Regions from separate parts of the Mus musculus genome. Here region 1 is linked to region 2. The links are chromatin loops, found by intact Hi-C in ENCODE. Cell type or tissue: left cerebral cortex. All regions are shown on one strand.

The links. Peaks named below come from ENCODE experiments on the same cell type or tissue, not always from the same donor. Only the 100,000 strongest peaks of a DNase experiment are listed, where the experiment ranks them.
Region 1: it touches region 2 in a loop (2.2-fold over the local background); 1 of 42 quality-filtered maps calls a loop at or near these places.

The regions. Positions count from the first base shown.
Region 1 is chr14:60,967,573-60,972,572 of GRCm38, forward strand. It overlaps Tnfrsf19 (tumor necrosis factor receptor superfamily, member 19), which reads right to left. Exons shown (of 10, transcript NM_013869.5): 8 at 4,409-4,511; 9 at 3,257-3,659. Among named protein-coding and RNA genes, the nearest start is that of Gm41167, 68 kb to the right of the region's middle. In left cerebral cortex, a CTCF peak has its summit at 3,027 (motif pointing left); a DNase peak (open chromatin) is centred at 1,002.
Region 2 is chr14:60,892,880-60,897,879 of GRCm38, forward strand. The region is part of intron 18 of Mipep (mitochondrial intermediate peptidase); the gene reads left to right. Among named protein-coding and RNA genes, the nearest start is that of Mipep, 110 kb to the left of the region's middle. In left cerebral cortex, a CTCF peak has its summit at 828 (motif pointing right); DNase peaks (open chromatin) are centred at 2,219, 2,560 and 2,734; H3K27ac peaks cover 763 bases.

The DNA of each region.
Region 1 (5,000 bases), 75 kb after region 2:
CATAGCTCATGGGTAAAGCACTTACCGTGCATGGAGTTCGATCCCTAGAACCCATGGTAGAAGGAGGGAACCGACACCTGCAAATTGTCCCCTGACACCCACATGTGCTTCTCAGTGCCATAACAACAAAACGTAACGTTGTAAAACCAACAAGCAAACTTTTCCTGGAAGGAAACAAGCTAGCTTCCTTCTCTCAAAGATCTCGACAGCAGATACCACATATCCCTCAGCTCTGCTCCCTTCTGACTGGATGGGCACAGGGAGAATGAAATTTAAACGGACGCATGGATGCTAAAGGCAGCTAGGTCTCACTCCTATATATTTATCCTGAAACAGGAGCATCACCATCATATCCTGGGTGGTCTTAAAGCACCCACAATAACACGAGTGTGTAAAAATACTGGCTCGGGAGACAAAGTCATCATGCTTTGGAAATCGTAGCCTCACACCAGGGCTGGGGCTGCTTCTGGTGGGAATAAGTTCCTTTCTGAATTCCAAATGAATCTATGCAATGGAGCCAAGTCAACTAAAAGTCAACCTAAAACATGGACTCACTGATCTAGATGCTCCATGTTTGCTAATAGGAAGCTGCTGGAGAAAAAATGTCTCTTGTTTGATCTTGTTGGCTTAAAAAAAAAACAAACAAAAAACAAACAAACAAATAAAAACAGAGTTTTGCTATGTAGCCCATGATATTGTGTAACTCACTATGTACCCTAGGCTGGCCTTGAACTTATGGTGATCTTCCTAAGTGTGTGCTATCTCATTTGGTAGTATCAAATTACTTATGAGAACTAAGTGTATTGTCTACCTGGAAAAAAATGAGCCTGTTAAAAGGAACTGTGGACTGCTTCTTTGAATGCACTAGTGAGATAACAGCAAAATTAGTTAAGCTCAGCACTTGGCTGCCACAAGCCCACGAGGGGGCCAGTGTGGGTGGAGGCCTCAGTCTCACAGATTAAGTAAGTATAATACCTGACGAGGAAGGACTTTTCAGAACCCAGAAGGGAGTCTTTTAAACAGGCTCAAAATGTTGGTTTTGTTTCTATTGTAGGGGGATATGGAAATGGTTTACATTCTAGAAATTCTTTTCCTAAATTTAGAATGTTCTAGTTAGATGTTCCTAAATTACCTGTGGACTGTAAGATAGCATATCTCAGAAATTAACTTTGTCACTATTAAGTTTTGCTGTGCAAGCTGAAAGTCACATCTTCTTCCTGGATTCATGTCATATAAAATTATGTCCTTCCTACAGTTATTTGGGTTGAAAGTTATCTTTATGTAGACGATGATAATTATCTGAGCTTTCTTTCCTTACTGCCATTTATGAGAGCTAGTTTGATGTCAACTTTACGCAAGCTAGAGTCATTTGAGAAGATGGACCCTAAACTGTGGAAATGTCCCACCCCATTGGCCTGTGGGCAAGCCTGTAGGACATTTTCTTAATAATGTGGAAAGGCCCGGATAACTGTGTACTGTGACTCCCCTGGGATGGTAGTTCTGTGTACTGTGACTCCCCTGGGATGGTAGTTCTGGGTTCTATAAGAAAGTAGGCTGAACAAGCAATGGGGAACAAGCCAGTAAGCAGCACCCCTCCAAGGTTCCTGCATCAGCCCCTGTCACCAGGTTTCTGCCCTGTTTGAGTTCCTGTCCTGACTTCCTTCAGCAATGAAGTGTCAGCTGAGAGTTGTTAAGCCAAAGTCAACCAACCCTCTCTTCCCCAAGCTGATTTTGATGATGATGGGTCTACCTTTCGTCCCCCACCCTCTCTCTATATATATACATATATGCGTGTGTGTATGTATATATATACACATATATATGTATACATATATATACATATGTATGTGTATACACACACACATATGTATACATATACATACATATATGCATGTATACATATATATATATACACATACATATATGTATACATATATATACATAAAATAATTACAACATTTCTCTCTCCTCTTTCCTCTCTCCAAATCTACCCATATACCCCTCCGCATCACCTTCAAATTTGTGATCTTTTTTCATTGTTATTACATGCACATATGTATTTGTATATACATATTTACTCCTACATATAACCTTTTTAGCCTATATAATGTTACTTGTATGTATGCTTTCAGGGCTGATTGTTTGGTACTGGCCAACCAACTGGAGTGCTCTGTCCTAAGAAAGGCCACCTCCTCTCCCCCTCCCAGGTCTCCTCAGCCACCTGGAGCTCTTTGTGTAGCATTGAGGCCTCATGGGCCTCCAGTTTGGCATGTCTGCAGGTGTCATCCTTTGCCTGCTTGGACAGTCACATTGCTGAGACTGTGGGTGTGGCTTCTTCTGTTACTAGGAGACACAGTTTCATAGAAAACTCCCTGATTCTCTGGCTCTTACGGTCTCTCTGACCCCTCTTCTGCAATGTTCCCTGAGCTATAGGTGCAGGAGTGTTTTGTAGGTGTTTTCATTTGTCACAGCAATAGGGACCCTAAGACACCATTTATATCAGAATATAAGATATGCTTGCAAACATGTTTTCTTGAGACAGGAGCTTGTGTAGGCTCCTTGTCAGGAAGCACTCACACCAAGCAGTCAGATTTAAGAAGACAAGGAAGGATGCGCATGCCCTTTGTGCTCCCATAACATGGGTCTGTTTGCTTTAAAAAAAAAAAAAAAGTCTTGAAACTTATTTTAAGACTCTTCTCTGGCTGGAGAGATGGCTCAGTGGCTAAAAGTACTGGCTGCTCTTCCAGAGGTCCTGAGTTCAATTGCCAGCAACCACATGGTGGCTCACAACCATCTGTAATGGGATCCAATGCCCTCTTCTGATGTGTCTGAAGACAGTGACAGTGTACTCATATACATAAAATGAATAAAATAAGTCTTTAAAAAAAACCTCTTCAGGGGCTGAAGAGATGGCTCAGTGGTTAAGAGCACTAACTGTTCTTCCAAAGGTCCAGAGTTCAAATCCCAGCAACCACATGGTGGCTCATAACCATCTGTAATGAGATCTGACGCCCTCTTCTGGTGCATCTGAAGACAGCTACAGGGTACTCACATATAATATATAAATAAATCTTTAAAAAAACAAAAAAAAACCCTCTTCTCATTATGTATACAAAATAATGTATAAGAAATAATAAAATATAGCTACCCCAGAAATTTCTCCCGCCCCAGATTTCAACATGGGAATGGAGTTTGGTCCCCTCCTGTCTAGCACAGGCCATTGCCTGGCTCATGTTGAAAGCCATTGCTGTCTTACCTGGAAGGCTGTGGGCATGGCTAGATTCAGGTTTTCCCTGTCTTCCCAGCCTCCTTGGCTTGGAGTCCTTTGAGCATCCTGAGCTAGCGTCTGCTCCCAGACTGTACCAGTGTCACCATGTCTAGGTGAGTCAGTAGATTCTGAAACATTCCCAGAAGACTCTAGAGCAGCTGTCCCAGCCAGATCCTGGCCGCCACTGGAATCCAGAGATGCTGCGCTTTCGTTTTCGGGATTGAGGGAATTGGTATCTTCTCCAGTGAGTTCAGGATAAGAGTCACAGAGAGAGCTGTCACCACCCAGAGGATTCTGCATCAGAGGCCAGGCATCAGAAAATTCAGCGCAGATGGAACGGGAAACAGACCCGAAGAAGGCTGGCATCGTGTCCCCCACAGAAGCCGGGTTTCTGAACACACATCCAAAAGGTTTGTCAGTATCACACAGTGATGAAAACCATTACTACAGAAGAGCATTTCAGCTATAATTTTAAGTCTGTGGCTGTAATACTAAGAATTCCAGTGCTAACTATTGTTTTAAATTTGCCTCAGTATGGCTACTAAAGTTTCTCCATTGACCTTAAAACTGATTTCTATACCTATTTCTAATTAATATAAGCATATCCAATGTCTAACACCTGCATCTTCTTAATCTTAATTGAGTTTTCGTGGTTGTTGTTTTAGAACAGTATGCCAACAGATTGTGATGAGTGAGCCTTTACTTTGAAATAATAGAAATCTCAGGAATATAAGCTGGGGAGAGAGCTGAGCTGTTAAGCCCATACATACACTGCTCCTAGGATCTGAGCTCAGTTCCCTGCATCTACACCAGGAGACTTAGAGCCACCTGTAACACCCTCTCCAGGGGAAACTGATCCTATTGGCCTCTGAGGGCACCTGTACTTGTGTACACATGCCCTCACACAGAAACACACACATATACTTTAAAATCTTAGAAAGATAGAGTGAATGGGGAGAAAGTGCCAGAAGGTGGTACTGGTTATCAGTGACCCCTGCGATCCCTGCAGGGGACTCTTTTAGGTTCAAAGAAGTCATTGGTAATGGTTAGGAGGCAGAATTCAATAGTTAACACAAAGCTGGTAAATCAGGATTCATGTTTGCAAACAGGAATATACATTGTTGACTAAAGGACAGTTACCTCTCCTGGAGGGTAGTGGGAGAACGCAGCCCACAGCCAAGCACAGCTCGGGCAGAGCTGCGGGCCTCTTCACAGCACAAGGACGGAATCAGGTGAACAGGCCCTGAGAAGGCAGAAGAGCGTGAGGCAGGGGGCTTTGTTTTTTTCCTGAACTTTCTTGTTCATTCCAGCTAAACCTTGCTCCCTTTGGAAAGGTCTGGGTGACTGGGTGCAGAAGGAGGAACCGCACACTGGTGTCCAGACTGAAGCAAGAGGACGGACAGATGACTTAACCCAACCTGGGCTGTACAATGAGACCATTCAGGAAGGGGGGACGGGGGACAAGGGTAAAGCATTCTCATTCCATGTGTATCATATGGACCAAGATGGTCCGTTCTGCAACATCACTAAGAGACACTGGGTGATTCCAAGAGGCCAGTACAGCCACCCTGGAATATGAGTGATGAAGTAGATAATAGTGCCCAAGAGATGACTTGATACTGTCATAGGTACTACACTCAGATGAACCAGAAACTCAAGACAATAGAGAGGGATGCTAGGCCAGACTGGCACCAGTGCTAAGTACCATTAGCCATGTGGAGTTTGTACGCTG
Region 2 (5,000 bases):
TCAGAAATTTATGGGTAGGATTGCTTAGATGTATCAAGTGGGTAAAGGCACTTGCTGTGTAGACCTGGTGACCTGAGTTCAAAACCTTGAGCCCACATAAAGGTAGAAGGAAAGAACCGATTTCACACAGTTTTACTATGACCTCAAAGTATGTGCCGTGGTGTACCCTCACACACACACACACACACACACACACACACACACACTAAAAGTCAACACATTGTTTAAAACATGTTTAGATGTGTGTATACATTTTCAAAGTAGCACATAGATAATATATTTCCATGAATTGATTACTTAATGGGAATATCATAAAACATTAACATTAGTTTGTTAATGTATGTATACATAATACATGTCTGTGATTATGTAAAAGTATATGAGGCTTGCAGAGGTCACTGTCAGGTGTCTTCCTGTGTCACATCACCACCTTTTTGAGACAGGGCTCTGAACCAGCTTAAGTGGCTGGCTGCCAGGCCCAGGGACCCTCTTGTGCCCATCTGTCCAGTGCTGGGGTTACAAGCCTATGCCCCATACACCCAGGTTTTACATATCCAAGGTCCTGTCTTTGTGCTTTTTGGCAAACATTTTACCAAGTAGGGCATCTCTCTAGCCTCCAGATGGTATTGTTGTTTTTGTTGGGGGGGGGGGGGATAAGGTCTCTTTTTCTCACACAGAGATCCACTTGCCTCTCCCTCCCCAGTGTGGGGATTAAAGTTGTTCACCACTGGGCCAAGCTCCAGTTGTCATTCTTTTTTTTAAAAAAATTCTTTTTAAAGATTATTATTTTTTTATGTATGTGAGTACACTGTCGCTGTATGTAGACACACCAGAAGAGGGCAGCAGATCGCATTACAGATGGTTGTGAGCTCTTAACGGCTAAGCCATCTCTCTAGCTCCTTCCCCCCATTCCCTGTCCACCACCACCACCACCCCCACCCCATTGTCATTCTTAACATGAGGTTGGGGCCATGCACGTGGACAGTAAACCATAAAACACATTAGAAAAGCAGGCATCGCTTGCATGGCGCTCTGATTGGAGGCCCGGGTTCCTTGCCCAGTACTCTTGAGGCCTTGAGCTTCTGAATGTCCGGACTGGCGCTGGGGACCCACCAGCGGGACACTGGGAACACTCACCTGCAACCAAGTGTGCCTCAGTTAGAGCAGATGTTAGCCAAAGGCATGGAACTGAGTGGCCGAGAGCTGACTCAGCAGTTAAGAGCCAATCCTTTCCTCCCAGAGAACCTAAAGGTGGCTCCCAGCACTCATGACAAGTAGCCCACAACTGCCTGCCACTCCAGCGCAGGGACTCTAACGCCTCTGGCCTCCTCACGCACCTGAACTCATACACATACACACAGACCCACATCCATACACATACTTAAAAGTAAAATAATTCTTTAAAAAATAATTGAAGCTACCATTTGCTAGCTAGCCATCTCCTGTTGGAAAAGTTCTCAGAGAGCATCAAAATGGGAAAATGTCCTTTAGCAATCAGCACAGTCTCCTGTATATGAGCCGCTCAGGAATCTAAAAGGATTTTAGTTCTGGATTAACATTAATGATAATGAATTTAGATTGTGGAATTGGCATCATGCACACACATTTCACACTAACATGAAACTTCCATAAAAATAACACATGCTCTTGTATATCGATTTGTCCAAGCATTAATGCTTTCTGTTGGCTCTTAGCAAATGGTCTGACTTTATGTTTTAGAGTTTAATGTATAGGAGAGAGTTACAAACACAGCAAGGGTGATGAGAACCGTAGCAATAACTATAGCTAAAAGCTTGTGTTCAGGGTCTCTGATTTGCCGTGTGCTGTGTGCATTGCATTCATTGTTAATCCTTTGAGCAGCCCAGGTGCTTAGTAATTCACTTGCGTGAGGTCACCTGGTAGCAAAGACAGAACTTGAATTTCAACTGGGACACTGACTCATCTCTCGTGGGCTGATAATCCCTTCAGCGTCTTCCTCAGGTTATACCAGGCAGTCCTGGCCTTGGAAGTCATCGCCTGCATGTTCTGCTGTACTTTTTCCCCTCATTCCTTTATAATTTTTGGTGATTGAATTGCATCATCAGAAACACACGGATGCTAAAGAAGCCGGTGCTGCCGAGGCTCTCAGAGAGACCAGTGTGCGAAGCGGTACCCCGGCTACAAAAGACACAGCTCTCTGGCCTTACCAGCAGGGAAATGACCTTACAGTAAAATCAGATCGGCCAAGTATGGGTGCAAGGTGCAGATCTTCACCGTGGTCATGGGCAGGAACCGCTTTCTCTTGAACAGCTTTAACAAGGAGTAAGAGAAGACATGCGTCAGGACCCCCGATCTAGAGCTGAGGGCACCAGGATTATGACAGAGTTTCAGGAATAAAGGCAGATGGCATAATAGCCAAGTAAATAGATTCCTTCACTTTTCCTTATTCAGATACTCACCCAACATAGCCTCAGAAATAGCCGAGGGCTGTGTGGGAGGCCAAACTGAGAGGGAGCACCTGCATTCTCAAGGCTGAGGCTGAGGGGTTTTTTGTCACGGGTGCTGAGTTTTTTAAGAGGGTGTGGTGCATCTTTATTTAATGTGTGGGCATGTTGGCCTCGGGAAGACATTGAGCTACAAAAGGCAAGATGTTTTGTAACCCAGAAATGTAATTGTGAGTAGAATGATTCTGTCTGATGATGAAATGAGACCCAGCTAGTGTGCACACAGCTCTCGTCAGGGCCGTGCTTGCTGGCCTGCTTCTCTCAGAGGCTCCACTGGAGCGCGGCTCAGAGAGGCAGCCAGTTTGAACAGCCACAGATGCTACTAGCTAATGCAGCTGAGGGAACAGCCAGCCTTCAGTTCCAAGGAAGGAAGGGAGGAACTCGACTTGCTGGCGGTTTCCTCCGGAGCTGATGGGAGATAGTGGGATCCACCCTCATCCATAGGTGTGGGTAGCCACAGCCGTGTAGCAAGGAAGAACTTCAAAGTGGGGAAGGTGAGCCACACAGTTGCCTCGGGCTTGGGAGAGACAGACTTGGAATGGGAATTCCAATCTCGTAAAAAGTCGCTAAACATCTTTCGGGCGTCAGGCAGCCTTTGTAGCTATCGTTCTCAATTGGTCTGAACTGAGTTTGGCACATATAATTATTTTGGCATAACAAAATAGCCATTAACTATTACAGAGGATTTTTAGAATTAGTCATGGTGCTGAGGATGGGTTTCAGACCTCCTCCTGGACTCCTGGGTCTCTTTAAGGTGCTCTGCTTCCCTTGTAGATGGCGATTAGCATTTTAACCCAGACCACCACATCGGATGTCCCACATGCTGCACAGTAGTACTTCTGATCTCTTCTGTTTCAGCTGTGGTCAAGTATACACAACATAAAGTCGCTGTGTGTGATTTTGTGGGGTGGGGTGCACACATGAGCAGGAGCCAGAGGCCAATGTTAGCTGTCTTCCTCATTCTCGATTCATCTCATTGAGACTGGGTCTCTCACCAAACCTGAAACTCGACAATTCAGAAAGGGAATCGCTGTCTCTGCTCCAGGCTTTTATGTGTGTGCCAAAGATCTGAGCTTGTGTCCTCACACGCGTGCCACCTGAGCTATCTGTGACCTACCATTTTAGCCAGCTCAGTGTTCTATTCAAAAGGATTCGCATTTACAAGATTGTCTTATTATCCCCAGGCTCTGTTTCCAGAATTTTTCATCACCCCAGTAATGTTTTTAAGGAACCTTAATATAGCTCTATCAGGTCAGCCATTGGGGATTTTAGTAACACCTTCGTTTGCTTGCTTGCTTTATTAAGCATTAGCTATCACACTTTTTTTTAAGCAGATGGAAAGAAGCAGAAAAAAGTAAAATAAGCATTGAATCATGAGCTGGGTAATTAGCTTGTGATCGTAAGTTTTGTGGTAATAACCTAAATACTTAATCACAGAGCAGTGTCCTGGAATTCAGCTTGTGCAAAAATAATAAGCAGCCTCGTCCATCAACTCCTGAACTGGGAAGCAGGTTTTCAGACACCTGAGGCTGAGGGTTACTGTCACCAGTTACTAAGCATTTGCTGCACTAAACACGGTCTTATTTAATCTGTGTAACAGTCTAGCAAAGTAGGTGACCGTAAGCCAGTTAATCTCCAGCACCTTTGCCTTTCCTCAGATCGCTCCCAGCAGGATGGAGGCTTAGGGACACCAGGTGCCTGGTCCAGAGACCCTCATCCAGTTGACCATCCAATGCTTTCTTGTTGTTCACTCTACTGTCAGAACATTGCTTAGAGACCTCCAAAGTCCATTTAGGAAAGGAAGAATATTTTTTTCCTCTGCTCTCCTCTTCCATATGCTTCAAAAGAAAATACCTACACAAGTCAGAAGTGGAGAGTCAGACTGACATCTCGAGTTGCAGAATGCCACGAGAGGCCAGAGGAGTCCTCTTCAGCCCCTGCACGGCGCCTCTGTGGTTGCATGGTAGCCCCTGGGTTGGTTTTTATAACTGACCTCCTGGCCTGGGAGCAGAATAGGTCTTTTCCTTTTGGAGCTTGAGGCTCCTATCAGTTTCTCAGATTGCTGCTAACAACTCAAATACTCACTGGTCTGATGGAAGTTAATCAGCCATGAGTTGTAAGGGTGCAGTGAGTGGGCTACTTGTCCTGGTGCGCTTGTCCTGATCACTGGCGCTCCTGGTTTACCAGGCCATCGTCTGCCTGTCCTCCAGATACAGAGCTCCAGGGCCTTCTGTCTCCTGGGAATTCACACGCAACCCCCACCCCCCAACTCCCAAACACTCCAGCACTGCAAAGCCCACAAACAGAAAATGTCCCTGTCCTGGCTTTATATGCAAAGAACCAGTTTTAGGAGGACCCATGCCTGTGGAGACAACCCCACCCCATGTTTTCCTTAACTAAGCTTGGCCATCTCCCGCTACTCTGGCCACCATCTCCCTGCCTTCCCGGATCAACACCAGTGAGGTTCGTCTCAACTTTTTAAACCCACTATTTATATGAGGCAGTCTCAGAATTTTT